3 separate regions of the Homo sapiens genome follow, and all the other regions are linked to region 2. A link is an interaction called in ENCODE POLR2A ChIA-PET data of the cell type or tissue named here. Cell type or tissue: GM12878. All regions are shown on one strand. Links, peaks and the distances in the headings refer to the core of each region. The heading gives the core; the rest is flanking DNA. Region 1 has its middle 160 kb from the start of LINC01833. Region 2 overlaps CAMKMT (calmodulin-lysine N-methyltransferase). Region 3 overlaps CAMKMT (calmodulin-lysine N-methyltransferase).

Region 1 (10,786 bases), core at 1,915-6,914, 160 kb after region 2:
TGCTGTGAGATGAATAGCTACATACAAGTTGGTTATAAGAAATATATTTTACTTTATAGCAAGACATATGCCATGAATTGGGATAAAAGTGCTAGAAAAGACTACCTAAGAGGTTGATGCTATTTTGTATAAATTGTGTATTTTGTTGGCTTTTTGACTGAGCATGAAAATGTAACTTCCATTAGGGAAGGGTAATTTAGGTGCTCAGTATTCAGCAGAAAACTTGTCAGGGCCATAAAAGCTTTTCTGGCTAGTTCCTCGGGTGTTTTCAGAGAAGAGCTGCCCGCCCCTTGCTGATTTTCCCTTTGGCTTCAGTATGGGCTGAATTTACCACTGCATACCTGTTGAATCAATTTGGGGGATCCAGCAGTTAACTGAGTGAATGGAAGGATTAGTTGCCCTCTGGAGCCCTATTTCAACAGCCAGGTGTCTGTCCTAAACTAGTTAACTGCTTTTGACAGCTGAAGAACCTGGTTTTAATACCAGAGGCAGGAGGTAGTGGTGTTTTTTTCCATCTCTCTGCTACCAAAGTGGGGCAACCTGCTCATGAGGGTTAGGTGGTTTTTGTTTTTTAATAGGAACCTAGCTTCCATGGATTTTCTTTGTGCTTAGTCAGCATTTGACTTGTTTCCAATCTATGCCAGACAATTCATTAGCATTGTCTGGCAAGAACCTCTCACTGGACTCTGGGGGTGGGGCAGAATGCCCACATAGGGGAGAGAGTCAAAGTATATGTACAAGCATATACACACACACACTCACAGGAAAGATTAAGCTATTTAGACCCGAGATCTGGGCTCCAGCCGCCAGATTCCAGGTACATCCCCACCCTAGATCAAAATCCCCTGAGTTCAGGCTGTATGAAACATCATAATTATGTTGATTGTATACCATAAAGAAAAAATGGATTTGAAAGTCAGGCTGATTTTAGGCAGGGTAAATATGTTTTCCTGAGTGGACTACTTCCAAATTAGGAAGGATCCTGTTAGTGTTTATCAAACCATTAAGCCTGAAATGCCACTTTTAATTCTCACATTTCATTTTACCCAGAGAGCTTACCTTCCAGGCTGTGGCTAAATGCTCACAGTGTTCTCTGCCCTGGAAGTCTGTGCATTTGGAGTCTGTATTTTGCTTTTTTTGTCCCCCTGACTTTTCAATTAATACATTTTTTAACAGATAAAACAGATCATACCGTGACTTTTAAAATGTCAACAAGCTTGTAAACAGAAATGTAATAAAATGGCTAATAGGAGATTCAATAGTTAATAGAGGGCCTGAAGTGTGAGCAAATACAGTAGCTGTATATTGGAAACTGTGCAAGTGAAGATGGCTTTAGTATTGCAAACTGAGGAAGAAAATTGTTTTTAATTAGCACCTTCATAAGAACTGCTGATTAATACTGTTTTGTTTGGTGAAAAGCTTTCAGCTGAGTAATTTGTACAGCCATTACAACAGTTTTGTTAGAGCGGGACTCCTGTTGTTAAACACAAACAGCAGATGATAATGGTGGAAGATGAGTTTGTCATGTAACAATTTACCTTATTGAAAAAAGCTTTATATAAAACCCAATACAGTAGGTACCAGCAGAAATCACATATTTTAAATCCTTCCAAAATTGCAGTGTGCCATGCTTATGGTTTGTTTTTTCCTCAGGGCTAGAAGCAGATTTTATATCATTTATAAAATTATATACACAATTTAAAGGTGGTGTAGCGTGGACAGACCACTTTCTTAGCAGCAGTTTACATTGGAGCAGTAAACTGGCATGTATTCAAACATTTCCTAACTACACAAAGAAGGTGGAAAAATGGAAGCCTAATTAAATAATGTTACTCAAATGTCAATTTGCATTGCGACTGGATGCAGGGAAATAAGAATTGGTGTTTCTGCCTTAAGTGGGTTTATCATGTATAGGATCTTAAAAAAAAAAATCTCAACAGAAGTTTAAGTAACCCTTTTTTTTTTTTTTTTTTTCTGGTGATGTTTTAACTGACCCAGAGGAAACAGTGCTCAATCAGTGAGACCTGACCAGAGAATAAGAGGCCGATTTCAGTGAACTCCCATAAAATGGATATTTTGCTAGCCAGAAGCATGGGAAATTGTGTGTGTGTGTGTGTGTGTGTGTGTGTGTGCTTAAAATAAAATCCAATGGTAAAGCATATTTGCATTAAAATATTACGCTAACCAAGGCTGGTAAGAACTGTAAATTATTGGAGTGGCGTAATAGAGCATGAGATTTTTTTTTTTAAGACAGGCCTTCGGGGTAATAGCAAGGGTTGAGGCTCACGACAGTGCCAAATAAGCTTTAGACAGCATAATAGTCTGCAAAGAAAGCCACAGAGCACTAATGTGAAGGAAGAGCTGTCCACCACATGCAGCAAAAATCACCAAAGGTCATTTTATGGTAGCAATTGTGACATAAAATTGGTGGTCATGCTACATGTCTAATACTCAGCACAGCTTTATAAATGATGGGCCCCTAGCGATGGCTGTCATTAAGTGCTTTCATCATAATAAACTTTAAACTGTTGGCTTTATGAATCGCCAGCTAGCTTCAGCTGTTCGTTGGATGGAGCTTGCAGTGCCTTAAGTGTGACAAGACCTATTAGGAATTGCAACCATGTTTCAAGCGTACTTGGCTTCCCCACTCCTGGGGTGATTGCTGCCTATTAAACGGCGTCTGGGAAGATTTTCCTCCAGCAATCTCTGATCAAGAGCTTTTTTGGGCTTTGACCTGCATTTCCTTCAAGACTTTCTCTGAGGAGTTTTATAAGAGCAAAACTCCAGAGCATTTATAGCCACTTCTGATTAATACCTTTCCAGTTTTTCTAGCAACTCTCCCACTGCTGCATAGAGAAAAGCTTTCATTGTTCCTGAGGTGCTTATTTGTGACCTTTTTTCTGCTTCCTGATTCCCTCTAACGTGTTCTCTCAGTGAAATCCTCGGGGTGGAACCCAGACAGTTGGTGAAGTTGTTACAGCTGGAGAGACAGAGAAGGAAAGAGAGAGGCTGTTATATTTTTAAAGGATTACATGCAGAGCAGCCTGGCCCCGCCCATTTAAATACTAATGTGACGTCACCTGCCGCCCGCTGTACCAAACGCATCCTTAATGAGCCCTCGGTGTAAATTGAGCCGACACATAAAGATTTCATGATTCAAATTACACTTTCATTAACCTTTAGCATGGGAAGTCTTTTAGTTTCTATAAATCTTACAGTGGCTTACCGTCTGTCCTACTGATGTGAATAATAGATGTTCGGAGAATCACTCTTTAAAAACCAGTGTTATTTAATTTACAAGGGCTAAATACATATTTCAGACTCACTTAGCAAGAACTTTATTTACTTCTTGTTGCTTGTTCTGACTTTGAGGCCACCCCTCATCCTCCCACCCCGTTTTCTTCTGCTTGACTCAGATGTTTTGGAGATGGTAAAAGCTTTCAATGTCTAAGTCCCTGTCTTAATACTCTTATTTGTCTTTCTTTTAGGCTAAGTAGTGTCCTAAAGATAGTTCAGGGAATGTCTCAGGTGTGGACCATTACACAATTAAATTAGCAAACCTCAGAGGGCTTGGATTAGAACCCGGCAGGGAACACTTGGGGATTCGAGGGCAGAGCCAAGCTTTCTGAATGGCAGTGGCTCTCCCAGGAACAGCAAGGGTTGGCCCGCTTGGTAGTCTCAGTCACAGACTTGTCTTACCAGATAAAGTATTGCAGGCACTCTTTTTTTCTCCTGGGAGTGAACAGGAAATACATTAGTGAATGTGTCAAGCCGAAGGGAAAACAGGAGTTGGAGGGCTCGTGGCTTTTCACATACAAAGGCATCCGCCATCCCACCACGGGAGCCGGCCAAGGGTGGACAAGTGCATTTTGAGGCTGCTGCCCAGGTGCAAGGGGAGGGGGCGGGGCGGGCCGCAGAATGCCCCCGAACAAAGGCGCCTCCAGGGGCCTGTGCAGAGGTCACCTGCTGCCTCCAGGGCAGATTAAGGAGGACTGCAGAGGGCATTTGGAGGAAATGGTGCTGTGCTTCTTTGGGAAATCAATTCGTCCCACCCTTAATAGGGCATTTTGCCCTCCCTCTTTGGGAGTCCCAGGCGAACATGCTTCCAGGTCTCTCAAAATCAGTTATAACAGACCCACGTTTGAAGAGGCGGCACCTTTCCCTGCCTGCGTTCCTTCAATAGCCTGTGCCCCCTGAGAATCTCTTTCTGCTCTCTGCAACATCTCACTTCCCTTTTCTCTCTTCTTTGGGCTCCCCCGCCCCTCTCTACCGAGGCCTCTTTCATAATTAGGCTGAAAGTGGAACTTTCCCCCACTCCCTTACTTTGAGATTTCTTTTTTCCCAGTGACCTGGGCTGCACTTTGCCCCCACTCCCTGCCTGCCAATCTCTTCAGGGTTAGGGCCTCTCTCTTTCCATTCTTGCCGCTCCCCCTCCTTGAGAGCTCCGGGAGGCCCAGCCTCCCTGAATCCGATCGGCTTCCAACACAGCAGCCCCCCTGTGGAGGAAGGAAGAGGCCTCCTCAGAATGAATGGCTGGTAAGGAGGTTTTTAATTTGTCTGGAGCTACAAGAAAAAGGCCTCAGAGCAGCGTTCCCTCCCTCACCTCTGCCGCCCACGCTGGGCCACTCTGCCTTCCCGGTGGGCACCGAGGCCGCACCATCCCAGGCCAGGTCCATGGTGAAAGCTGGGCGGTGGGATCTGAAAATGTTGGCTTGTTGTCTGGGCATCACCTGTGCAATCTAGAATAAGGACTCGGCTTTGTATATGAAATTCTACTTTTTGATGGTTTGCAGCCTACCAATGTGAGAAAGGTAGAAGCTGAACACGATGTGACTGTCAGACTAGGTCGGAAAGTGAGCTCAGGCCATCACTGTCTTGATCTGCAGTCTGCCTTCTGATGGCCGAGCTCTCCTTGAGCTTCAGGGAATGTCACCATGCTGTTCCCAACCCAGAAGGCAGTACATTTAAAAGCTTTGCCCACCTGACCTATGGTTCCACCTCCAGGTACATTAGCCTTCATTTTCCTCCACAGGCTTTATTTTTAGGAGCAGAGGCCACATCCCTGATCCAGCCTACATTTTGAGTGGATCTCTCACTGTCCCTCTGTCTCTCTCTCAAGCAGCATCTCATGATGCCAAGCGAGAGCAAGTATGAAGCAGCTTGGAGGAGAATGAAGCCGCTCACAGCTTCTGAGTGTCCAGAGATCTTTCCTCTCTCCAGGGATACTCCTGGTTGGCCCACCTTCTGCCCCATAAGATGAGAACCTCGGCTCTGGGCTGGGTGACAGAGGTTTTGAGTCTCCAGCTTGCATTTCTGCCAGCTGTTAGTGGTTTTCCCTCACCTCACAGCCAGGTGCTGCTTCTGGGTCCTCTCACACACACCCTCACCCCCAAGAGACTAGATAAACCATCAGTGGTTACAATAATCTCAATATGAATATGATACTGTAGGTATTTATCCAGCTCTACCCTTGTGGTAGATTGGTGGGGTTGGGGAATAGCAACAGTACTTTCCAGCTCCTTCCATCAAGAAATGGACTCTTTCTTCACTCCTTGATTCTGAACTTGGCTTGGCTTGCTTTGGCCAAGGAGACATTAGTAAACATGAGTACAAGCGGAGGTTTGAAAATCACTTGTGCATTGAGGTTTGTCCTATCTTGATGTTTTTGGAACCCAGCTACCATGTGAAAAAACCCAGGCTGTGCTGCTAGACAGTGGAGACATGTGGCCTAGTCACCCCCATTATTCAGCCATGAGCCACTGAACGGCAGTGGCTCTCCCAGGAACAGCGAGGGTTGGCCTGCTTGGTTGTCTCAGTCGCAGACTTGTCTTACCAGATAAAGTATTGCAGGCTCAACTCTTTTTTCCTGGGAGTGAACAGAAAACGAGGACCAAACAGCCCCTGGGAGATGCAGCTCTGGCTGCAGCTGTGTGAGTGGGCCAGGTGAGCCAGCAGAAGAACTGCCCAGCTGAGCTCAACCCAAATTGCCTGCTCACAGAACATGAGCTAAAAATGGTGGTGTTTTAAAGCAACTACATTTGGGGCAGTCTGTTAACTAAGTGATGAGCAACCGATAACTCATGCAGTTCTAGATCTATTCTCTGGGGGTACTTTTCTGCGTCCTTACGTTTAACTTTTGATACAATGTTTTGCCTAAAATGTGGTGAGTTACATAGTGACTAACATTTCAAAAACACAAAAATAGGATGCAAGTACCACAGGCCTCATTTACCCTTCAGAAATTGAACCTATTACAGAGGCACATCACTCTCAGGCTACTGAGAGAGGACACCAGAGAAAGTGGGCTACAGGAGAAAGAACAATGAACCTTGAATCAGAATACCTAGTCCAGCCTGGACTCTACCAGTACCAAGCTGGTGATTGTAGGCAAGCTGCTTAATCTCTGTGGACATCAGTTTCCTCTTCTGTAACATAGGAGAGCTGAACGACATAATTTGAATTCCCAGTTCATGCTAACTTCTGAAGTATTTGAGATAAAAAACATTCTATTATGAGGACCAGAGATATTGGCCACCTCAGGGAGTTAGAATTCTCTGGTACTGTCAGAGAGTTGTCAGACATTTAGCTTGGCCCTAGAGAATATGTAATACATTGCAGGGGACTTTCTCCCATGAGGTTCTGGGGTGGATCCCAATGTTTCACCTTCCTCTGCCCCAGGCTGAACATTGCAGGGCTACCTCAGGTACCACTGCGGGGGAAGGGAGGAGTGGTGGGGGCCCAAACTCCTCCATTTTTATTCACTGATCTAATCAATACAGACATACTTTTATCACACTTAGGAGATAATTGCATTTTTTTTTTTTTCCAAATTGAAGGTCTGTGACAATTCTTTGAGCAAGTCTATTGGCTCCATTTTTCCAACAGCATGTGCTCACTTCATGTCTCTGTCACATTTTTGTAATTCTCACAATATTTACTTTTTCACTATTAAATTGTTATGGTGATCTGTGATCAGTAATCTTTGATGATACTATTGTAATTGTTTTAGGGCACCACAAACTGTAGCTAGATAAGATGGTGAACTTAATAAATGTTCTGGGTGCTCTAACTGCTCCAATGAAAGGCTGTTCCCTGTCTCCCTCCCTCTTCTGGGCCTCCCTATTCTCTGAGACACAACAATATTGAAATTAGCCCAGTTAATAACCCTGCAATGGCGTTTAACTGTTCAAGTGAAAGGAAGAGTTGCATGTCTCTCACTTTAAATCAAAAGCTGGAAATGGTTAAGCTTCATGAGGAAGACGTGTCAAATGTTGAGACAGGCTGAAAGCTAGGCCTCTTGTACCAGTTAGCCAAGGTGTGAATGCAAAGGAAAAGTTCTTGAAGGAAATTAAAAGTGATACTCCAGTGAACACAGGAATGATAAGAAAACAAAACAGCCTTATTGCTGATAGGGAGAAAGTTTGAGTGGTCTGGATAGAATATCAAACCAGCCACAACATTCCCTTAAGCCAAAGCCTAATCCAGAGCAAGTCCCCAACTCTCTTCAGTTCTATGAAGGCTGAGAGGTGTGGAATCTTCAGAAGAAATGTTTGAAGCTAGTGGAGGTTGATTCATGAGGTTTAAGGAAAGAAGTCATTTCCAGAACATAAAAGTGCAAGGCAAAGCAGCAAGTTATCCAGAAGATCTAGCTAAGATCACTGATGAAGGTGGCTACACTAAACAATAGACTTTCCATGTAGATGAAACAGCCTTCTATTGAAAGAAGATACCATCTAGGATTTTCATAGCTAGAGAGAAGAAGCCAATGCCTGGCTTCAGAGGACAAGCTGACTCTTTTTTTAGGGGCTAATGCAGCTTTTGGTGACTTTAAGCCAGAGCCAGTGCTCATTTACCATTCTGCAAACCCTATGGCCCTTAGGAATTATGCTGTATCTATTCCACCTGTGTTCTGTCAATGGAACAATAAAGCCTGGATGACAGCACATCTGTTTACAGCATGGTTTACTAAATATTTTAAGCCCACTGTTGAGACCTACTGCTCAAAATAAACATCCCTTTCAAAATACTCATTGACAAAATATTCATTGACAATGCACCTGTCACCTGAGGGCTCTGATGGAGATTAATGTTGTTTTCATGCCTGCTAACACAACATCCATTTGGTAGCCCATGGATCAAGGAGTAATTCTGACTTTCAAGTCTTATTTCAGAAATACCTTAAGCAAGGCTATAGCTGCCATAGATAGTGATTCCTCTTATGGATCTGGGCAAAGTCAATTGATAACTTTTTGGAAAGGGTTCATTATTCTAGATGCCATTAAGAACGTTTTTGAGTCATGAGAGGAGGTAAAAATATAAAAGTTAAGAGGAATTTGGAACAAATTGATCTTAGCATTTGTGGATGATTTTGAGGGGTGCAAGACTTCAGTGGAGGAAGTCACTGCAGATGTAGTGGAAATAGCAAGAAAACTAGAATTAGAAGTGGAGCCTGGGCCGGGTGCAGTGGCTCACGCCTGTAATCCCAGCACTTTGGGAGGCCGAGGCGGGCAGATCATGAGGTCAGGAGATTGAAACCATCCTGGCTAACATGGTGAAACCCCGTCTCTACTAAAAAATATAAAAATTAGCCGGGTGTTGTGGTGGGCGCCTGTAGTCCCAGCTACTCCAGAGGCTAAGGCAGGAGAATGGCATGAACCCGGGAGGCGGAGCTTGCAGTGAGCCGAGATTGTGCCACTGCACTCCAGCGTGGGCGACAGAGCGAGACTCTGTCTCAAAAAATAAATAAATAAAAAGTGGAGCTTGAAGATGCGACTGAATTGCTACAATCACATGATGAAACTTGAGTGGATGAGGAGTCACTTCTTAGAGATCAACAAAAGTCATTTCTTGAGATGGAATCTACTTCGGGGTGAAGATGCTGTTGAAATAATGACAAAGAATGAAGAATATTACATAAACTGAGTTGATAAAGCAGGGGCAGGGTTTCAAAGGATTGTCTCCAATTTTGAAAGAAATTTTACCGTGGGTAAAATGCTATCAGTCAGCATTGCATGCTACAGAGAAATCTTTCCTGAAAGTAAGAGTCAACTGATACAGCAAACTTTAGTGTCTTATTTTAAGAAGTTGCCACAACCTCCCGAACCTTCAGCAACCACCACCCTGATCTGTCAGCAGCCATCGACATCGAGGCAAGACCCTCCACCAGCAAAGACTGTGACTCACTGAAGGCTCAGATGAATGTTAGCATTTTTGAGCAATAAACTATTTTTAATTACAGATGTACATTTTGAAGACAATACTATTGTAAACTTAATAGACTACAGTATAGTGTAAACATAAGTTTTCTGTGTGCTGGGAAACCAAAACATTCATGTGACTCACTTTATTGTGACATTGGCTTTACTGTGGTGATCTGGAATCAAGCTCACAATATCTCTGAGGTATGCCTCTACCTGTTGTGTGCTAGGCACCCTGGGGAATCTAATACTGAACACGAAAAACCCTATTACATGTTGGAGCCAAGTGAGAAAGACAAAATGACCGCCCACACATAGCTTGCATTTGAAATGTGCCAGTGCATTTATAAAATAATTATAAATTACCAGCCAGGTGTGGTGGCTCACGCGTATAATCCCAGCACTTTAGGAGGCCAAGACAGGTGGATCACTTGAGCCCAGGTATTTGAGACCAGCCTGCGCAACATGGCAAGACCCTGTATTTATGAAAAGTAAAAAAATTTTCTGGTTGTGCTGGCGTGCGCCTGTAGTCCTAGCTACTCCAGAGACTGAACTGGGAGAATCGCTTGAACCCAGGAGGCAGAGATTGCAGTGAGCCGAGATTGAGCCACTGTACTCCAGCCTGAGTGGCAGAGTGAGACTCTATCTCAAAAAATAATAATTATTAGTAAATTATATGATAAATTCTATGAAAAACAGATAAGGTCCTATTGGTAGAGAATAATAGTGGGGCCCTACTTCAGACAGGATGGTCAGAGAAAGCCTCCCTGAGGAGGGTCTCAACTGGTGAGAAGGAGCCAGTCCCGTGAAGAGATGGTGGTGGGGCGAGGAGCCCAGACAGAGGGAGTGGGTGGTGGAGGCCCTGGGGGAGCTGAGTCTACTGCCTCTGAGGCATGGGAAGCTGGCCAGGGTGGTGGGGGCCCCATGCAGAGGGACTTGAGCTGGGCAAGGGCCAGAATGTGCAGGATTTAGTGAGTTTGGATTTTATTTGGAGGCCGAGCAGCCATTGAAGGGTTCATAGTCATGAGAATGACATAACGAGGTGCACATTTTTTAGAGGTCACTCTGAATGCTGGATGGAAAGTGGGCTAGAAGTGGAGAGTCCAGTTAGGAGACTCCTATAACGTAGGCTTGGTGAGAGAAAATAGCAGCTTGGACTGGCGACGTGAGTGACAATGGGGAAAGGGGAGCAAACCACTTCTAAGTGTGTTTGACCCCAAAGAAAGAGGAGTTGCTGGCGGTTCCTCAAAGTTTCAGGTGAAGATAAGGTTGGTCAGCCTTATCTGCACCTAATGCTGTAGGAATTCAAGTCCCTTTGCCTGTGATCTGCCTCAGCCGACCCCACCCCACCTTAAGGCCTGGGATAGGCAGAGACGTGAGAGGACGGGCCCTGGAGAGGGGATGGACCCTCCACATGCTTCCACTTTCTGCTGCACAGGCTGCAAGTTCATAGCACTTGGGAACATGGAGGGTGGGGGGTCTTTGTATCCCATTGCCTTCTTGGCCCCCGAGATGGGCCCTGTCTAACATCCTCTTATACTCTCGGAGAGGGAGGTGGCAGTGGCTAAATAGGTTGGGGCCACAGGATA
Region 2 (10,786 bases), core at 2,121-7,120:
GCAGGCACATCACATGGCAAAAGCAGGAGCAAATGAGGTTGGGGGAGGTGCCACACACTTTTAAATGACCAGCTCTTGTGTGAACTCAGAGCAAGAGCTCACTTATCACCAAAGAGATGGTCCACGCCATTTGTGAGGGATCTGCCCCCATGATTCAAACACCTCCCACCAGGCCCCACCTCCAGTATTGTGGATCTCAACATGAGATTTCAGTGGGGAAACATCCAAACTATATCATCTGGGTAACTTTCTAATAAACTATGTATGTGATGTCAAATGTAATTACCATATGTAATTTTAAATTTTAAAAGCCTTTTACTTAACTTTTATGCACTGGAATTGTGTTTTAAACCTAACAGGAAGCCGTTATCATTAGAATGATCAAAACCTGATAATAGTAAACAAAAGAGAAAGTTAATTTATGGGAATAATCATTCGGGCAATAGAATAACCAGCATATATTGCTGTCTTAAAGGGGAGTAGCTGTCAACATGTGTTACTAATAGTTAAAGGTTTCCAGAAAATTTTCAGTATCTCCCTGCCAATCAATAAAGATAGCATCACACTCATCACCATAGCTTTAGTTGTCAGAAATGGTGTATTTATTGACTAAATGCAGCACTTTGAAAAGGCAAAAAGGAGAGTTAACTTTGAGGAAGTAGTGATTACGGAATTTCAGTAGCAGTAATTTCCTCTCACTCTGAATAATATTACAGTTATGGATATTTCCCTATTCTTAGGACTAAATACTTATTTAGTAGTTATATAACTTTGGAAATACAGCACAATACTTTATTAGTTCCTATCATTAAAAGGTCCATGAATAGAAAATGGCTTACTTGCATTTGGACCAGCCCACCAAAAAATCAACATTGGCCAAATGCAGATGAAAGGTTGATTCTGGAGTTTAAATGCAGAGTTTATTAAGTAACATGTTTATTAAATTATAACAGGGACTCAAAAGTGATATAAAAACTCATTGAACTGATAACTAGTAAGACTATTTTAATTATTGTTAAGCTTACTTTTCAATCCCCCTCCTTTCCTTCCTCTTTTTCTCTCTCACTCATTAACGTCATTGACTTTTAAAGCCTAAGTCAAGATTTTCTCTAGACTTGAATAGGTCTTTGCCAGTCTACAATTTCTGTTGTCTGCATACACATTTCTTCCAGATACATTGTCTGGCAATATGGGTAATGGTGAAAGGAAAAGATGAATGGGTAGAAGAATATAGGAATCTATGGTATTCTCTTAAATTTACATGAGATTTCAATGAGTCTTTTGGGGAGCAGTAAAAGATTTCTGTATTTGACATTATTTTGGTAACATGGAAATGTCACTGACAGAAAATTTTAACTCTTATGTTTGTTTTTTATTTATGTAATTAGCATTTGCCTGTCTACTATATGCAGCAGTCAGCTGGTATACAGCAGAACAAGGATACCAGTTGTTAAAATACTGAAATATTTCCTTACTGGTAGAGAAATGGCACTTTCTTGAATGCCATACCCCACCTCTCAGGCTCTGGAAGTCCTAGATCCTCCTCCAGAAACCTCCAGATCTCCCTGTGACCCAGAAAATAAAAGGAAAATGAATAGCACAGCAGCAGGACTTCAGGACCCTCATCTAGTGCCAGGGCAACATCATTCTGATTGGTCAGGACTGTATGCTGTGCCAGTTGTTAAAATATTTAATATTTAATATTACCTTTGGCTATATGCAAAGCACTGTGTTTAACTCATCAGGAAATAAAAAGGTGAATAAGTCACATCCCCTGCTCTCAAGGAGCTCACAGATGAATCAGTAGTAATAATTATACCAACGGCTGACATTTACTGAGCACTTACTAGCAGCATTGTTCTAAGTACTTCTCATATATCATCTCATTAACCCTCATGATATCCTTAGGAGTTTATTTTCTCTTTTACAGAGGAGAAATCTTAGACATAGGGAGATTAAGTCCATATCAGCCAGTCTGACTCCTTAAAGAGTATTGGAGGAAGCACGTGGAGTTCTAATTTGTCACTAGTCATGTGATCCCCTTGGTTTTCACGTCCGTCTCTATGGAATGAAGAGGTTCAATTACATGATGTCTAACAGTCTTAAAAACCTGTTATTCCATAACAGTGATAAGACAAATATTAATTAAAGGCAGAAATCATAAGCATAACTCAAGGCAGAATATGAAAAGCCCTATAAAATAGATAAATACAAATGTAGAAGGGGCTATACATAATTTGTTTCCAGAAAACCTATAATGCTTTTCTTTCTCCCATTTCTCCTTTTCAATTAAAATAATTCTTAGAAAAAAGATCACACATAGTTTCTTTTGAAAGGTTGTATTTGGACTAGATATTGAAAGTGAAAAACAGAAGAGAGGGCATTTTGGGCAAAGAGGATAGCATGAACCAGTAAGTGTTTCACAGGGGAAGAGAGAGATGGGTTTATGGAAACTTGAGTGTCTTCCCTGTGCCAGGGACTGTGTTAAGTGTAAGGAACACAAAACTGACTGAAATACAGTTCCTGTCTGGTGAGAATGACGGAGAAGTAAACCAACAGTAATGATACTGTGACTGGGGAACAGTTGCATTGCATTCTTCATATTTGTCGAAGGCACATATTTATTGAATGTGCCTGTTTTCCAGGCACATGGAAGATGCTGGAGATACACCAGAGAGCAAAACGGACCAAAATCTCTGCCTTCATGAAGGCTATACTCTTATGAGCAAGATAAGCAGAACATAAATAAATAAAATATAGAGTATAACAGATGGTGATAAGTGCATTGGAGAAAAACAAGGCAAGGAAGGGGATGAAATCTGCTGGAGTTGAGAGAAATGAGTTGCAATTTTAAATACAGAGGTCAAGAAAAGCCTCATTGAGGAGACATTTGAATAAAATGCTGAAAGCCACAAAGAGGTAGCAAGTCCTGTGACTCTAGAGTGAAAGATGTTCCAAGCAGAAAGCTGTGTCCCCTCCAGAGTCTTGTCTCAGTATGCTTCACACACACCAGCAATTTGCTTCTTTTTCTTTTGCATCATCAGTCTGCTACTACTGTCCCGTGCACCACCCAGTCTGCTACTACTGACCCTTATTCACTCTAACCAGCTCTTTGGTCTCCTTGCTTTTTTTTTTTTTTTTTTTTTTTTGAGACAGGGTCTTGCTCTGTTGCCCAGGCTAGAGTGCAGTGGTGACATCATAGCTCACCTGGGCTCAAGCAATCCTGCCATCTCTGCCACCTGAGTAGTTGGGACTACAGGTGCACCCCACACCCGGCTAATTTTTAAAAATTATTTTAGAGATAGGGTCTTGCTATGTTGCCCAGGCTGGTGGCAAACTTCTGGCCTCAAGTGATCCCCCGACCTCAGCCTCCCAAAGCATTGGGATTACAGGTTGAATTACTATGCCCTGCCTGGTTTCCTTGCTATTCCATTAACATGCCAGATGACTTTCACATCAGGGGGTTTGCATTTGGCTGGTATATAGAGAATGAATTAGAAAGATGTAAGTCCAAAGTCAGAGAAACCATTTGGGGCCGGGGAAGAGCAATAATCAAGGTTAAAGATGATTAGCAACTGAATTACGGCTATGGCCAGGGGAATCAAGAAAAGTAGACAGATTGAGAGAGATTTAGAAGGAAAAAAATTACTAGAACTTGGTGACTGCTTGGATATGGTAACCAAAGGAGAATGGAGACGCAAGATAATTCCCAGGTTTCTGCCTTGGGTAGCTGGCAGGATGATGATGCAGTTCACTGAGGAGGGTACAGTTTTGGAGGCATTTAGGTGAGATGATGGATGTGGTTTGGGGAATATTACATTTGAGGGGCATTGGGCATGATTTGAGTTGGTATACCATACAGATTAATTTCTTGTCAATATTTTTAAAGTATTGTAATGTGTTTTTTTAACCACACCCTATAATTTAAGTAACAATAGGATCTCCAGAATGAGAATAATAGGGGGACCCATAGAGAGATGGCCTCTCAAAGGCAGTAGCCTTTTAGTGGGCTCTGAAAGATGAGAGATGCCAACTGTGCAGTTAGGGAAGACTCCAGGCAGAGGCACAGCAGACATGCAGGCATTCATCCCATGTCACCAAAACATCCAGTATGTTTTCAGCAAATGCTGAAAACTGAATTACAGCCTATTCTCTGTCCCTTGCTCTCCCTCTAGTTTCCCTAGATCAGGGTGGAAACTCTCCATCCAGCCAACCGTGCACTTCAAAAACCCAGAGGTCAGCCTGGACACCTCTTCTCCCCCGACCTCCAGTCATAAGTCCTGTGGATTGTCCTTGAAATCTGACTGTCACTCTGCTCCCTTCTGTCCTAGCTGCCATCTTCTGTCTCTTGAACTGTGCAGCAGCCCCCTGCCGGTGCCCTGCTTTCATTCTTGTGCTCTTCCAACCCAATCTCCATATTCAGCTGAGTGATCTTTGAAAAACACAAGTTTGCTCCTGTCATTCCCTGTTGCAATGTATTTTTACAAACACATCCTAAGATAGTTAGTCACGTACCAACTTTTAGACCTTTAAAAATTGCATTTATCTGCCAAGCAATTGTTCCCCATGGAAGAAGAGCTCTAGTGACTACTTTGTTCCTTTGTTGTCTCTAATTTTAATATTCCAAAACCCACATTTTTTTTTACAATTGTCATTTGATTTAGATGACTTAAAAGCTTTTTATTACAAGCCATATATATACTAATAGAACAACCTTTAACAATATATTTTTTTGATTCACCAGAAAAGGTGATCATTTCTTGATCACAAGCAGTAAGGTTTCTTGTCCTCAGCTCAACCTCATTATAACTATATATTTGAACAAACTAAGATATCCTCTGAACTGAGTCACCTCATCCCAGGGTTCAACTGACATGGGGAATTACCTTATTTTAGTCAGAAAGCCTTAATTAGATTAGGTTGGCCTTTCTGAACTTTATGTGTTGCTACATACAGGAGTTAAAAACCTTGATCTACACATATCACACAAATCAGGAGAAAACGAAAGCAGAAATGAGCTCATGTTTCTATATGCAGCTGCTTTGATGAAGACATTTCAAATAGAAACCAGAAAACCAAAAGCACAAAACTGAGGAGATAATAGCCAATGAAGGGGAGAAGTGATTAATTCAGATCAGGAAAAAAAGCTGCAGAGTTCAAAGAGACTATGATGAAATTATTAGGGGCTGTTGGAGATGTAATCCATATCTCCTTGTCACATGTGTCCTACGTGATAGTGCCGTGAATGTCATGGGATAAAATTAGTGCCTTACAAAATAAACATGTTTAAACTTTGTGAAAAATACCCACACAAGAGACTGATATACATACATTCAGAGGTGGACACATTTGTCTCTAGAGGGAAATTCATCTGCTATGTGGTGAGAGCAGCTGATAATCAGGAAACTCAAAGTCACATTCTAGCAGAAACTTTTATTAATATTGACCCATAACTGTGGCTCTGCAGGAGTTTTTAATCTCATTGTATTTATGTAGTGTCTTTTGTAATATGATAACACATTTCAAAATTATTATTGTTGAATTGCCAACAAAATGCATCCTAAACACACACTCCTTAGGTAAGGGAAGAGACCCCATGTATGCTGTCCTCTGCTATTGGAAACAAGTTAAAAAAGAGTTATCCAGTAATCTTTTTCTTAAAAACAGTCACAACATCTTGATGATACTGATTCAATTGTAAATTATTTTGGAATAATTCAAACTATAAAAGCTCTAATCTTCAAGATGGGAGGCTTGAATGTGGGAATGTAAGCACAGATGTTTATCTAATTTTATCCAATAGTTTATACTGCACGATGGGCTCACTGAGCCATATTTCCTCACTTTGAAGTTACCTGGAGTTCTACCTGGTCACAGGCTTGCCTGATTTATGTGAGTGAGGAAGGAAAACCACTTAAATGAAGAGTGTGGCTTTAAAGAATATAGTGCATTTTCTCTGAGTGAGCATTCGTGACTTCTGCAGGAAGGTAGATGATATTGGACAACAGATTACTTTGTTTTGATTGAAGATTGAATTAATATTACAATACCAATGCTTTGTCTGTTCGCAGGCAACGAATAAATGAGTGTGTGATACTGAAATGAAAAAAATAGGATATAGATGGCTTATGTAAGAGCCAAATATAGCAGAAGCATACAACTATCAAACTTTATTCAGACATCAAGAAAGCATCATATCTGAGCTATTCTTTTCATCTCCTTCCTGTTTCTTTGTATACACTTCTAGTAGTTAAACTGATTTTAATGGATGAATTTTCATTTAAAAGTAAAAAATGATGTTCTCTGCTTCAAGCAGCAGGTGTGTTTTTAATCTTTAATAGGTCACCTTCCCAAGTGCAAGCAGGCAAGCTGTTATTGATCAAAGAGGTTTTGTTGGGTAGCTCTCAGATTATTGAGTGACAAACTTTATTGAATTTGACTTAACAGAAGTCAGAAGACAGCTGAAGCATAAGAGCTTGCACTGCCATCAGAGTCATTTTACGACAGCCAGGGAGCAAAGCTCAGAGATGGATACTGAGCTTTTTGCTGGCCCTTGGAGATTAACTGAACAGCCTTCCTACCAATTCCCAAGCCTGTCAGCAGAACCAATTAGATTTTCAACCAGTAGACAAGAAGGGTGGCACTTGGGGACCTTTTTGCTTTAGGTCGAAGGCTTTTCAGACTGCGATGAGATGACATTGATGATGACACGTTGAGCATTGGTTGGTTTTAAGACAAGTTAAATTAGCAGTCTTGAAATGATTCCAACTGTCTCCTGACTTCTCACTGTTGCCATATTCAGTGGATCCTGTCAGGAGCAAGTTGATGACTTAATAGTCTTTCTTGAGTGGATTTGAGCACTTTGGCTGTGTGTTTATGTGTAGTTGTCATGCTTAAAATATTCATATGAAGGTTTGAAATATTTATTTGAAGGCGCCTTCTGCAGAGTTCAGCAGTAAGGCTCTCAGTGCTTCTACCTACTTTTTATTTTTTATTTTTTGCTTCTCTAAGCAGTTATTTTGTACAACTACCTTTTATTCTATTTCATGTATAATTGATGACAATGTTTCATGTAATTATTGATAACTTCATTTATGATAAACTTAAAAAGCCTTTCTGACATCATGCATTTCTCCCAGACTACTGTAAATTCAGATCTACTCATAAATAGTTTGGAAATCACTGGGGATTAGGAAGGGCACTATTGTTTTTATTCTGTGACCTTTGGTCCAAGAAGACTGAGGCAGATTTTCATGGAAGGGATATAAACAGAAGGATGGAAACATAGATGTAGTACTAATACACGTAAGATTGTCTTAAACGATGGAAACAGGATATCTTTGAGAAGCTTCATTTTTGACCTTGAAAAAGTTCTACAGGATACTTATTTGAGGTATTGAAAACACCATTACTCAAGTCTGCATTTGAACTTAAAGATTACTGAATAGTCTTAACATCTACTAATATCAGAAAATTGTTATGAGTGTACTTCTGTGTTATATAGATAATTGAGATTTTAAATTCTCAAATTTAAAGTTTTTGGTATTTAGTAGGGTTACCTGGCAAATAACTTAAATATAATAATTTGTAATTCATTGCACCTACTCTTGTACATTTTTATAAGTGAGAATAATTTTAGCTGATTATGTGTGTATATATATATATATATGCATCTGCAAACACATATGTGTGTGTATATATAAATAATTCATGTTTTGTAACAAAGTTCTACATTTTCTACAGTTACATGCTGGTGCTATCACTTGGCAATTGCCGACCCTCCAAAAGGCATGAAAATGAAAATATTTTACAGTATAAATTCTTTCAGGCTACTAGAGAGTACTTTTTGCTAAGCTAGACTTGAAATTTTATAGCTAGCTCCTTGGCAACCTACAGTGGTTACGTCCTTTTTGAAGAGCTTGATTTATAAACAGGGCATTCTTGGTGTATGCACTTAACATTGGATTTAGAATTCTGACCCTATGGTTTCATACCTATACAATGCTGTGGATAGCAATGATGATATGTAGGAAATAAATATTTCAACATTAGACTCATGTTTTCAAAGTGGATTCTTCTAGATGCTTTTTAAGATAGCCACATTTGGCCAGAACCCCATGTAATCATCACCCAGTCCCAGTAAGTGACAACCCATGCCCAGTCTTGCCCGCTGAAAATCCCATTCAGTACTTCTTTTATATTATTTTGAAGCAAACCCAAGATAATCATATAATTTTTTCCATAAATATTTCAGTGTCTATCTCTAAAAGATAACCACAATACCATTAACACATCTAAAAAGACTTAGCAATAATTTCTTAATATAATTAAGATAGAATTAGTATTCAGATGTCATTTATTGTTATTCAGAATTACCAGTGATTAAGATTGTGATAGATTTTTTCTAAACACACCTATTTTTCTTCCCAAATCTGTTATCCTATTGTCCTTTGATACTTTTTTTTTTTAAACTCCTTTTCGTCTTGCCCAGCCAGGACCGTACTGTTGGACATTTCAACCACACTCTTATCACTACCTTTAATTCTTTCACCCCTTGACCCTCTTTTATGCTTACTCATCCTATCATTAACCCTACATAAAGCTAAAATTGGTTTTCTCTGTGCCTGGGCTGTCAAAAGCTATTGAAGAAAAATGCATAACTGTTGATGGCACCATTACACATTTATGATTTTCAGCCTCAGGTGGCCCCTTTGTACCACCTGGTGGTCATTTTACCCATTCCCCATTGAAACAGGAACTATTTCAAATCCATACCTCTTTAATTCCTCAACTTGGCCTCTAGCCAATTTCATCAGGCATCATAGATGACTTGAACATCTATTCTGTGAGAAAGGACAATAGTTGTGAGTTATTTCACACTTCTTCCTTACTCTATATTTATTTATCTTTAATTCCTACCCTCTGTTTCAAAACAAACAGATTCTTTCTTCCAAAAAAGTTAATGTTTAATACCATGGATTCTAGTGCCAGATTGCCTGTTTAGAATTCAGGCTCCACCCCTTCTTAGCTATGTGTCATTGGGCAAGTTATTCAACTCCTTTGTGCTTCAGTTTTCTCATCTGTAAAATTATAGTTATTACAGTTCTTGTCTTTAGGATTGCTAAGAAAATAAAGTGACAATACATGTAAAATTCTTAGAACAGAGCCTGGAGCAGGCCGGGTGCGGTGGCTCACGCCTATAATCCCAGCACTTTGGGAGGCCGAGGCGGGCGGATCACGAGGTCAGGAGACAGAGACCATCCTGGCTAAAACGGTGAAACCCCGTCTCTACTAAAAATACAAAAAATTAGCTGGGCGTGGTGATGGGCGCTTGTAGTCCCAGCTATTTGGGAGGCTGAGGCAGGAGAATGGCGCCAACCCGGAGGCGGAGCTTGCAGTGAGACGAGATCGCACCACTGCACTCCAGCCTGGGCGACAGAGCGAGACTCCATCTCAAAAAAAAAAAAAAAAAAAGCATAAGAAAGCACAACCCATGTAACAGTTGTTGTTACAGTTATATTTCCAAAACTCTACTCATGTTCCTGACTCAGGGTCTTTCCAAGGCTCTACCTGTGTTCCTGATTGTGAAAAGTAAGATACAAGAAAGGGATGGGGGAGGCTGCTTTACATTGGATGGCCTGGCAGGCTTCTCTGAGGAAGCGACATTTGAACTGAGATCTAAAGGATGAGAATAGACCAGTCAAGGGGAAAGCTGGGAGAACATATTCTAGGCAGAGGAAACAAATACAAAGGAGCTGAAAGAAGGAATGTGTTTAGTATGTTTGAGGAAATGAAAGAAAACTAATTATGGCTGAAGTGTAGCAGGAAGGGTGAGAATGGTTCAAGATGAAGTTGGGGAAATAAGCTGGGTCCAGATCATATATGGCCTTGTAGGGCAGAGTAACGTGTGTGGATTATATTCTTAGTTCAGTGGAAAGCTATTGGGGGTTTTAACCAAAGGAATAGCATGATCTAATTGGTATCTTGTGAAGATTATTCTTTTTGCTCCATGGAGAATAGATTTTTAGGACAAGAGTAAAATGGGGAAAAGTTGATAAAAGACTATTGCATTATTCTAAGTTAGAGATGATAGTCATTTGGATTGTGGTGGTGGCAATAGTAATGGATTGAAATACATGAATTCAAGATGTAATTTGGAGGTAAAAGGTGATGGATTAGATGTGAGGGATGTTGAAGGAAAGATAAGAATCAAGTATAACTTCTAAATTATTGGCTTGAACAATAAGGCAGATAGTGGTTTAATTTACGTAAATCATTCTCTAGGAGAGTCAACAATCTCCAGGCACCCAAAGGTAGTGGTAAGGAATAATACAAGGTCAACTACAAAGTTACTCATTTTGGTTTCAAAAATGGCCTTGGCTTCTCGTTCCTCATAAATTGGTAAATCTTGAGGAAAACTTCCACTTATTTATGTCTGGTGTCTTTTTAGCTTTTAAAAAATCAACTCCATAGAGGTAAAATTTGCATATAATCAATGCACCCATTTTATTTTTTATTTACTTTTTCTTTTAAAAAACATTTATTTTAGATTCTGGGGAGTATATGTGCAGGTTTGTTACAAAGACATATTGCATGATGCTGAGGTTTGAAGTACACTTGAACCCATCACCCAGAAAGTGAGCATAGTACCTAATACGCAGTTTTTCAACCCCTGTCATCTTCCTTCCCTCCTTCCTCTTATATTCCCCAATGTCTGTTCCCATCTTTGAATCTGTGTGTACTTAATGTTTGGCTCCCACTTATAAGTGAGAACATGCAGTATTTG
Region 3 (10,786 bases), core at 3,693-8,692, 92 kb after region 2:
AAAATGGTTTTCCATTTTTCTGGTTATTGGGATACGAATTTTGGATTCACATATTCTCTCTTCCACTCTTCCATCCCTCTTTGCTGGAGAATAACATTAACAATGCTTTCTTTTTCTTTGATCTTATTATGTGTTAGGAACCATTCTAAACATAGGCATGTATTTTACTCATCTCTCAGGCCAGTCCTGTGAGGTTGACAATACTGCAATGATATTTTACAAATGAGGAGCATGAGGGATAGGCAGGTTAAGTAACCTGTCCAAGGTCACTCCACAGGGGAATGGCAGAGCTGGCACTGGAGCCCAATAAGTCTGGTTCCAAAATATCTGTGATCTTAACTGCCACATTCCACTGCCTCTCTTACTTTCCTCCTAAATATGACTCCAAACACTTCTTGCTGGTTTTCCTTGTTTCTCCCTCAAGCTGTCATTCCTACCAGAAATGCCAGAGAGGCTGAGGTAGTGTGTACACCTGACTGGGCTTCCCTGCAACAAATGCTCTATGGAGACACCTCTTTGCTGTTTATATATTTACCCCCTGAATCTCTTAGGAGTTTACTTAACATTTCTTTAACACCCTCTTCTCTGAAATGTTTGGATTTCTTAGTCCTCAAAGTTGGAGGTTCATCTAGGGGAAAAAAATTAAGCCTTTTGTAGATGTTTCAACCTTGCATTAAGACCATCAGCAGAGTGCTTGGTGTTGAGTCAGAGAACATTTGCCACCCGTTCCCAGGACTGCATGGTGCTCTCAGCCTTAGGAAGTGCAAGATGCCTGGTGCTCTGACTGATCTTTGAGTTTGATTAATTGGGGGAAAACATAATTTTTATAAGGTTATAGTTTATTCTAATTATAAGGGTAGTATATGCTTATTGTAAAAATTTTGGAAAATACAAAAAAGCATAAAGAAAAAAATTAAAAACACTTATAATCCTACCATCCTGTGATAACAACTAGAAACTACAATTTCCAAGCATGTTTGTCTTCTCTTTAAGCAATTCATATCCATTCATGAAGACTAAGTATTTGAAATCAGTGATTTATGGATGACAATTTTAGAAAATGTCCATCCATGCAATTTAGCAGGTAGAATTATTGTTAAATTTAAAGATGTACCAAAGTTGGTGAAATTAAAATTTCTTAATCTTACACAGCAGTTTGATTTTATTTAACTGAAGAAAGACATAATTGTGGCCAGGCACAGTAGCTCACACTTGTAATCCCAGCACTTTGGGAGGCCGAGGCAGGCAGATCACGAGGTCAGGAGTTCGAGACCAGCTTGACCAACATGGTGAAACCCAGTCTCTACTGAAAATACAAAAATTAGCTGGGCGTGGTGGTGTGCACCTGTAATCTCAGCTACTCAGGAGGCTGAGGCAGGAGAATCACTTGAATCCAGGAGGCAGACTTTACAGTGAGCTGAGATCTCGCCACTGCACTCCAGCCTGGCGACAGAGCAAGACTCTAAAAAAAAAAAAAAAAAAAAAAAGACAGAATTGTGCATGTTTAAAAATATTAGCATGGAATCAAACAAAAAAGTGTAGTGACGTCAGTGGTTTTGTTTGCTCCTGTGTGTGATCGTCCCATTTATTTTTGCCTAATATGGGCTGCATATATAAGCAAGTCTTCAACTGATACTAATTAATTTTATGTGCACAAGATGAAGATCTATGTGAAGTACCATCAAAATTTAACTTGATATTTGTGATTTTGGTTGTTACTGTTTTGGCTATCTTGTGATCAAAATTTAGTATAATTTATTTAGGATATTTTTCTATTATCCTTGGGAAAGAGTTATAAATCTCACCACTATAAAAATAACAACAATAAAAGACACCCGTGACATGACATATTATAAGTAATAACAATGTTGTTTGATTGAAGTTGAAATAGCTTGTACTGAACATTATTTTTAAAAGCCGTTTCTTAAAAGAATGACTTCTATAATCAAAAGGTTTATCCTCTTGTGTTTTCTAGGCATCTGGCCATCTGAAGAGGTTTTGGCTTACTACTGCCTCAAGCACAATAATATATTCAGGTACAGAGCTGCACTTAAGATATTTTTTAGCCCATCACGGATATTGAATCAACATATTAAAAATTGCCATGATTATATTCTTCAAATTAAATTGTTAGAAAAAAATATAAGAAAAGAAAAACAGGAAGAAAAGGAAAACAGAAAGAGGGGAAAAAGTTCACAGTGAACACATGTTGCTTCTCAAGTGAAATCTGAATTGCCTTGGGTACTAATATTGCACAGCAAGGTTTTTGCTATATGTCAAAGGCTTTTGATTTCCACTCAAGGCATTTTATTTCACTTTGATTTGGGGGAAACAAAAGTGAAGCTCCAATCAATCCTTACTGATTGTGAAGGTCAAAAAAAAAAAAAAAAAAACCAATAAAGACATTCTTTAAACTTCTGCTGGGGAAGTCACTACAGAATGTCTGATAGATAAATACCTCACAGCTATTATTTAATGATGCCATCCCACCCCTGGTTTTAAAGGTAGTTTTATATATCTAACAATATGTATTTGTGAACTATAAATTACCATTACGGATTCATGCTACGGAAATAAGTGTTTTCAACTGTTAGTGTGCATTACAGATCGAACCCATGGATGGAATTTAGGAAAAAAAAAAAAAACTTTATTTGAAAATTCTAAAGATGTTTGGTAGACCCAGAAAATATAGGTTTTTCATTTTAATTCTCATTTTATAAAAGTCATTCAATATATACTTCCTGAATAGCTCATTATGATAGCAGATAAGCCGCTAGTGATCATAGCGTGTGTTTTAACCGTATGTACTTACAAGATTGGGTCAATAATATGTATTTTTTTAAGCTCTATGGGTCCATATTTACCAACCAGTCTACAATTGCTTTAAACAACCAAACACTCATTAAGTGTGTTTTGAAATATTAATGTCCTTGCTTGGCTTCTTCTCCTCCCTTTCCCCCTCTTCCCACCTCTCCCTCTCTTTTAATTTTGCTTTTTTTCTCCTCTTGAGGTAATAAACTTCCCAAACTGGGAAGAGGAAACAATCCTAAGAGTCTAAGCATATAAATAAGAACAGGGCAATTTTGAATGTGGGCTGCAGAGCTGCCCTGGAAGTCTGGCATTTGTTCATCTCGCTGTGCTTAAGCTTGACTGGAGCTCCAATCAGCGAGCAGTGGGCCAGGGCGAGAATGTCACACGTTAAGGGCTGATATTTAGGCACAAAGGGGAAGGTAAGTGCAGAGTGCCACCCTAGACTGTCAGCTTTAACTCTGAGCCGCTTTACTTTTGAGCTGTGAAGTCAGAGCCCAGTCATTACTTTAGCCTGGGTTTGCTGGCTTAACCATATTATGTCCCTGCATTGTTTATTCACTGTGTTGTGTTGGGGTCAATTGTGATTTAAGTGTTAATTGCTAAATGCTCTTTGTGTAATTGTTCTTTATGGGGACTGTTCAGCTTTCCAAAATGTTTCAGTTTGTTTAAGAATTTTTTTTTAAAATTCAGGATTGCATCTATTTATTTTGTGTGTGTTGTTTGTATGTAACTATAATATAGGTATATACACACTCATATATATTCTTCATTTACTTGTCTAACTGTTTTTGAAGGAATGAATGTGGATTAACAGTGTTATCCTTTCCTAACACTTCTCTTTCGCTACTCTAGCTAGTTTAGTTCTAAAAGACAGCGCCATTGACAAGGGAAAAAAAGGGAACCTTCTCAGATTTTTCAGCTCAGCGGTGGTAATGTTGCAGTGAACACTAATGAGGGAACCCCCACTGATTTGCCTGCTTTGTGACTTTTCTATTTCATAATTATTTTTAAAACGCAAAACGACATGAGGTAGCCTAGTCATGTCTCTACAACTTCCTGGTAGCGCCGTTCTTACTGCAGATGGCAATTTGTTCTTGTAACATATATCTCTCTCTGACCATTTTCATCTAATTTGTATGGGTTCTACCATTTCTTTTCTCTCTTTCAGGGCCCTTGCTGTGTGTGAGCTAGGGGGTGGCATGACATGCTTGGCTGGGCTCATGGTAGGTCTTTTCTCCATTCCAATCCCATTCAGAGGGAGGAACAAAAGGAAAAATGTTCCAGGGCCTCCAACTGCTGGGTCAGAGAACCGTCAACAGCATCAGCTGCGGTCAAGCTGCCGGGTCTTGAGAGACCTTCTAGATTGACTTACTTTCGGATCATATTGATTTTATGGTTGCCTCGATGAGCAGAAACATTTTACCTCAGTGTAGTCAATATTGCTTGTTGTGACATTCCAGGCCTCGCACAGTCTTTCTTTGCCATAGCGAAAGCATTTTTTTTTTTTTTTTCAGATTATAGTCCCATTTGCTAAGATACAGGAATAGCCCGGCGAATCACAGTTGGAGCACCATGATATAGCTGCTAATGTTTTGCCTGCATTATTACACCAACAAACATGATCCAGAGCGCTCAGTAATTAGATTCTTTTGAATTAGATTGGCCATTCAGGAACGTCGTTCCCCATTCTCTGGGTTCTGAGTCATGTATTCAGGAGATATTATGTAGCAGCACAGTGCATTAGACAAGTTTTTATGTCTCTACAAATAAAAGCATATTGTTACACTGATTGGCATTTGACAAACCTGTCGCTCTTATACAATGTGTCGAGGTTACAGCCCAATGTGCGAGCATGTCAAAGCTCACAAAAAAATTACCCTCACAAAGCCATCTGCCTGCAATGCAAAGTTATATGAAGGGCATCAGGCAGTCAGACAGAAGCAAGCTGAAAGGCAGAGTGACAGCCTTGTATGATGGCTCTACTAGATAAACAGAAGCCCACAAATGAAAGCCTCTCAGAATACCATCATCCGCTGTCACAATGCAATTACCGAACAGAATGATAGCAAGATAGAGGCTCCCGCAAATGGAATGATAAAAGTATTGACTGATTTGATTGAATGATTAAAATAATGCAGACATAAAATGAAAAAAGATTGAAGATTGTTACAGAGAAATAGGTGAGGAAGCATGATACTGAAGGCTTGTCACTCCTGTCTTCACTTCCACACAGACAAGCATATTTGCTCATTGTTTGCTGTGCTCCCTTTTTTTTTTCAGGTTGCTATTTCTGCAGATGTCAAAGAAGTTCTGTTAACTGATGGGAATGAAAAGGCCATCAGAAGTATCCTTATTCAGATAGAAAACGGGTTTGTTGTGCTCATTCCTTTTTCCTGGCTGAGTAACAATTGATATAAAGAAAGACAGCATGGGGTATTAAAAGAGAGTTTCCCCCCTACATACATGATAAGTAATTAAGAAAAAGTAGAAATATATGAATTCCTTGCATACAACTCCGTAGGTTTTTTTCTTTCCATAGATTTTTATAGACATCTCTCATGAAAGGAGCCTATTTTTGTGGACCTCCCGAGGCAATAAGAAAATTTGTTTCATAATAATTTTCAAGCATTCTTGTTCTTTTATTTCCATTGGAATTTGCCAGTGTAAAACAAATTATTTGGTATTTATTGTATTTGGATATTGCTGGCAAATATTAACTTCCAGCTTCATGTTTGTTATTACATTTATACACTTGATATTGTATGTACTGTATAATATTGTGCCTGGTCTAATTGCTGAGGGTACCTATATCCCCCACTGGAACAGCTGTCAGTTCTTCATTATTTCCTTTTATTTAGGATTTTATTTAGGATTATACAAGCTATCTCTATTTTTCTGCTATGCTATTGCAGTTCAAACTCCATTAGATTATGCTTTACTAATATGTACACAGAGTTCATGAAAATTGAACTGTACTTTAACTAAGAAAGCAAGCATAAATGTAGCTACTTTAGCAGTCGAGCTGATTTGTTCAGGGGCAGTTAACAGCTGTTAGAAACTGAGAGGAAAAGTGGCAGATATGTTTGCTTTGGATTTTTTTTTTTTTTTTTTTTTTTTTGGTGTGCCTTACATTTACATTATGAGGGAGACAATCTACTTATTTGAATTTTAAGCTCCTAAACTGCCAAAGCAGTTTTGATTTCTGTGGCATCTTACATACAATCTATTTCTGATTTTCTTTTTCGACTTCTGCCATATGATTTTTTCAAAATATGCAGCAGCTTCATCAAGCTGCTCAAACAGGAGAAAGGAGGAACGAGAAGCACAGTAGCTAATATTGTTCAGTAACACTTGTATGCTCTACAGAGCCCCACCCAGCTAATTGCCTGACAGACTTAAAAAAAATTCAGGAAGGAAAAACAGCCAATCACAATCTTGGCCTTTCACACAAGGGAAGGAGATCACAAAAGGTGCTTCCTTTTTTTAAATGCAGGATTTTAATCACGTTCTTGAGACTGTCTCAAGTTTTTCAAAATATTCCTGAAGATGAGCAGATGTTTTTTCATTCACTCTGCTTTATTCTGAGTTATTTCGTGCATGTATCCATGTATCATTTCACTGTGCTCCTCCTCCTTATGTCAGGGAATACAGAGCAAGAGGAAGCTCAGGTATGCCAGCTCAGCCCCAGAGAATTTTTAGAGGGTGGGGGGAGCAGGATTATTGGACAAGAGAAGATTATTTTAGCCACAGAAACTTTCAGCTTGGGCCCGGTAACCTAAGGTTTTTTTCAAGTCAGCAGGTGTCTTATTTAATAGCGTCAGAAACCAATTAGAACTTTTATCAAACTATGGGAAACATCTGTAGTCAGTATGTAAGTCTAATTGTTCTAAAATTATTATTGAGCTAAACTACAGAGCTTCCAAAGAAGGGAAGCAATGCTAATGTCATTAATTAACACACCTTTGCTTTAAACAACAAAGATGCCATGCCAGCTTTTGAAATCAGAGAGGAAATCTCAGATTCTGTATTCATTCTGCCGGCCTTTCAAAGAAATGATTGGTACAGCCCCCTCCCAAGAAAATGGATTTTTAACATTTGGTCCTCAGAAGCTCAGCCCTGAGAGTGCTTTATTGTGCTGGGTTTTACAATGGGTTTAATATAGCGGGGTGCCAAAGGGCAGGAGGGGAAGAACTTTACAAAGTAGATAAAGTAGGTCTTTTCAGGATGCAGACCAAAACTGGTAGTGTGTTTTATTTCATCTCTTAGGACTTTCCTGATGGAGTTCCGTTTTTACCATGCAGTTGTTCTGTGTTTGTATGCCTTTTTCTGTTGTAACCAGATCTAATTTTTTTTAATTAAGAGAAAAAGCATGCATAAAGCCTTAAAATTGGCAATGTGTTTTTCCTGCTTTTAATACTAATGTTATTCTTGATTTGCTAACAGAGCTTACAATTGGCATTCGTTGTCATCTGTTTTACTGACTGAGGTTAATATGAATGATTTTTTTTTCTATTTGCATGCCCACTTTCTGTAAGAATAACTAATTCACTGAATCACATACTATTGATGCATATAGATTGAAACAAACTTATTTAAAAATTACTGTTTACATCTTTCCTTTAAAATTTTAGGAAGTCTAAATTATATAGCAGTTGTAGGATATTATTCAAAAATTACTTTCTAAGAAGTAAAAGTGGATGTCAACAAAAAAAGGGGGAGAAACATTGCCAGAAGCCAGAAAATCTGTTAGTAAAGCTGCTAATTATTCTTAATGGGCAAGATGAGCACATTAAGAAACAAATGAATACATCAGTGAAATGTAATTGAAAATTGGCCTGGCAATGGCATATCGCATCTGAGTATTGGCCTGTATATTATTCTTATCATTTTAAAAATTATTTTTTTTGTTCTTGGCTTCTGAATTTAATGAATCCAACTGAATCTTCTTAGTCTCTTAAGCTTCTAAGATTCTGATTTTTACCTTTTTTTAAAAAAAAAAACAGCATTTCCTGATATTTCCTTTTAATTTTATATTATTTCTATTTGTTTTAGTATGTGAGGCAATGAATGGATTGGTTCTGAATCTTTATATCACAGAAGCATGTCAACCAGTTTTGAGTTTATTTATTATCTCCCTAAAATGTATCAGATGGATTGCCTATGTCTTCTTGAGTTTTCCAACTTGACTCTGAAAAGCTAGATGTTGATCTGAGATTTATTAAACAGAGATGTCTGGAAAGATATTAAGACTTGAGGTAAAAATTTTTAAGTCACAAATATTTTCTTAGATTCATGGGTAGTTTTCCCTAAAGTCTCCTTGATCCTTAAACTGCATTGCTGGGTCTACGAACTCAAAGCCCCCACACCTGAGAGCTGCTCTTCCCTACAGATGCCATTTTATCTGTACCCCAAGAGAACAAAGGATAAATTAGAAATGGGATCATTTGGTTTGTCCAGTTCTCAAATTTATTCTAAAATAGTGTGAAACATGTTCCTTTTCTTTTTTTTTTGGCAATGCCCCTTTAGTGTCAAGAAAGAAATCTTCAACTGCCCACATATAATAATTACTCCATAAGGTTTGTAACTTGTGATAACAATGACCTAGGAATAGGAGAGAGACATGGTATACTGAGTTATTATTGATGCTAAGCCTCTTCTAAATTATAATGAATAAAAGTAGAACTCCTGAAGGTGAGCAACCCTCTCTGGCTACAATCACTAATGTGCCCAGCACAAGCACCCTGCCTTAGTAAACATCTAGCAGTTCTATGCAGAAAATTCCAATGTTTGGTGACCCATTTCTCTGTAAGCATCTTATCCCCAAAGTATGCACAGTGTGGATCATGATCTTGAACTTAGGATTCTCCAAAAATGGGTAAATCCCCTGTGCTTTTTAAAGGAGACACCCCTGGTTTAACATTATTTTTATTTAATACAATCCCTGACTTGAGTAACTAATAAGTGAAGCTTCGTGTGGGCTGTGCAGCCTGTACCATAGATGGTTAATAACACGGAAATCCCGGGCCATCTTCCTGTGTCCAGGCTTCTTCTTCCAATGCCGGCTGTACTTCCATCTACTGATGAGTCATAAGTAAACTATATGTGCCTCAGATTGGGTAGCAGCACAACAAATATGTATTTTTTGGAATTAAATTAAAATTAATTCAACCAATATTAATGGCATGTCATTACAGGTGCTAAAGATACAATAGTGAACAAGATAGGTCTAGTACCTATCCTTGTGGGGCACAGATTTTGCCTTGGCTAGAATACATTTATATACATGAAGGGCAGAAGTTCTTTGATAACTTTGGTTATTTAAATTCTACAGTATAAATGTTCACATAATTAATTCTAACTTTTTTTCTTCTCCTTTTTGTGGAGAATGAGGTCTTGCTGTGTTGCCCAGGCAGTCTTGAACTTCTGGGCTCAAGCTATCCTCCTGCCTCCACCTCCCTAAGTGTTGGGATTACAGGCGTGAGCCACTGTGCCCGGTTCAGGTAATTAATTCTAAGCAGCAGGAAAAGAAAATAAAGTGTAACTGCCAAACCTCATGTTAGTTACTTTACCCACCTCTTCACCCTACCAAAGCTTTTGCCTGAATTATACACTAAGATAATGAATTGACGTGAATTGGGCACCTACTGTGTGCCAGGCCCATCACACGTGATACTCCATTAAGCCTAACAAATAGGTATCATTACTTCTGTTTTAGAGATGGAGCTCAGAGAGATTAATTTATCCCAGGACACGCAGCCCCCAAATATTAGAACCAGCACTAGAAGCCAGGTTCATTTGACTTCAAAGCTTATGTTTTTTCGACTTAAACCATTCTGGGTCACCAAAAACTAAAATGATTTGGTGAACGTCATCTTGCATTTCCTTACATGCTCTGGAAATAAAGGCCTCTCATCCACGAACATAACAATTGGCATTGCTAACAGAGTTTATAGTACCTCTATGGTATCTTCTCAATTCATATGAGTAATAAGCACATTTAAGAATATTTTGCAGCCTTAAATTAGCAAATATTGCCACATTAAGCATTAAAAAAAAAACTTGAGAGATCAAAATGAATAGGGTTTATATTATAATCTCATAGTTTCCTACCCTCATTTTTGGTATTCCAGCGAAAATAAAGATAACATAAACCAAGAAAGTGGTGCTTTGTGAATCACAGTGTTATTATTTTTGAAATATCTTCTTGCTTAAACAACATGCCAACTCTCAAAATATATATATAACTACTGATAAATAATTGCTAATTGCAGGAGGAGGCTGATATTTTTAACAATATGATGCATACATATAACATGTATATAATTTGTTTAAATTACTATTATATAAAAATATTTTTTAAGAATAAAAATCAACTGAAACAAAATTGAAATGGAGCCCTACCTCTGAACGGGGCTTTATTTGAGAAGAAAACCTAGAGTTAGAATTCCGGTTTCTTTTTAGCCACAAACATATATCCTGTAGCTCTGGAAGTCCAGTTGCCTAGACAAGGGGATTGGAGGCAATTACTCTGTATTCATTTAATCAGAAATCACATTAAGGCTTTCTTTGCACCCAGTCCCTCCCACTGAAGTCCTCCAGAAGGTGGGTGCGGTTCAGAGAACACGATTTGGCCCGTTGTGTTGAACACTATCCTGGACATATCGACTCAATGTGATTGGATTTCCTTTATTACACTGAGGTGACACAGAAGAATGATAAAATCTATTATTGGACAACACAGTGCCGTCCAGAAGAACCATCAAAATCTGACCTAAAGTAAGGGGTGGGGAGCAGGATGTCTGAATTTATCTCTTAAGGTAATATTTTAATATACTGTTGACATTTTTTCTTCTCATGCTCATTTTAATATTTAAAAAAACCTCTTAAACCACAAAACTTATTTCCTGTCCAGTTCTAAAAATAAAGCAGCCTAAATACTGCTGTCGAATTTTTTTATTTAAAAAATTGCTTCTAG

The links. Peaks named below come from ENCODE experiments on the same cell type or tissue, not always from the same donor. Only the 100,000 strongest peaks of a DNase experiment are listed, where the experiment ranks them.
Region 1: POLR2A ChIA-PET joins it to region 2 with 6 read pairs; 1 of 35 experiments calls an interaction of 5 or more read pairs at or near these places.
Region 3: POLR2A ChIA-PET joins it to region 2 with 6 read pairs; 4 of 35 experiments call an interaction of 5 or more read pairs at or near these places.

What each region holds. Positions count from the first base shown.
Region 1 is chr2:44,774,642-44,785,427 of GRCh38, forward strand. No RefSeq gene overlaps it. Among named protein-coding and RNA genes, the nearest start is that of LINC01833, 160 kb to the right of the region's middle. In GM12878, for the core only: a CTCF peak has its summit at 4,522; DNase peaks (open chromatin) are centred at 4,230 and 5,400; H3K4me3 peaks cover 2,557 bases; H3K27ac peaks cover 2,536 bases.
Region 2 is chr2:44,611,812-44,622,597 of GRCh38, forward strand. All of the region lies in intron 3 of CAMKMT (calmodulin-lysine N-methyltransferase), which reads left to right. Among named protein-coding and RNA genes, the nearest start is that of CAMKMT, 260 kb to the left of the region's middle. In GM12878, for the core only: no CTCF peak of the experiment used is centred there; a DNase peak (open chromatin) is centred at 5,000; H3K4me3 peaks cover 567 bases; H3K27ac peaks cover 1,234 bases.
Region 3 is chr2:44,702,308-44,713,093 of GRCh38, forward strand. It overlaps CAMKMT (calmodulin-lysine N-methyltransferase), which reads left to right. Exons shown (of 11, transcript NM_024766.5): 4 at 1,976-2,036; 5 at 3,980-4,034; 6 at 5,092-5,155. Among named protein-coding and RNA genes, the nearest start is that of LINC01833, 230 kb to the right of the region's middle. In GM12878, for the core only: no CTCF peak of the experiment used is centred there; a DNase peak (open chromatin) is centred at 6,184; H3K27ac peaks cover 257 bases.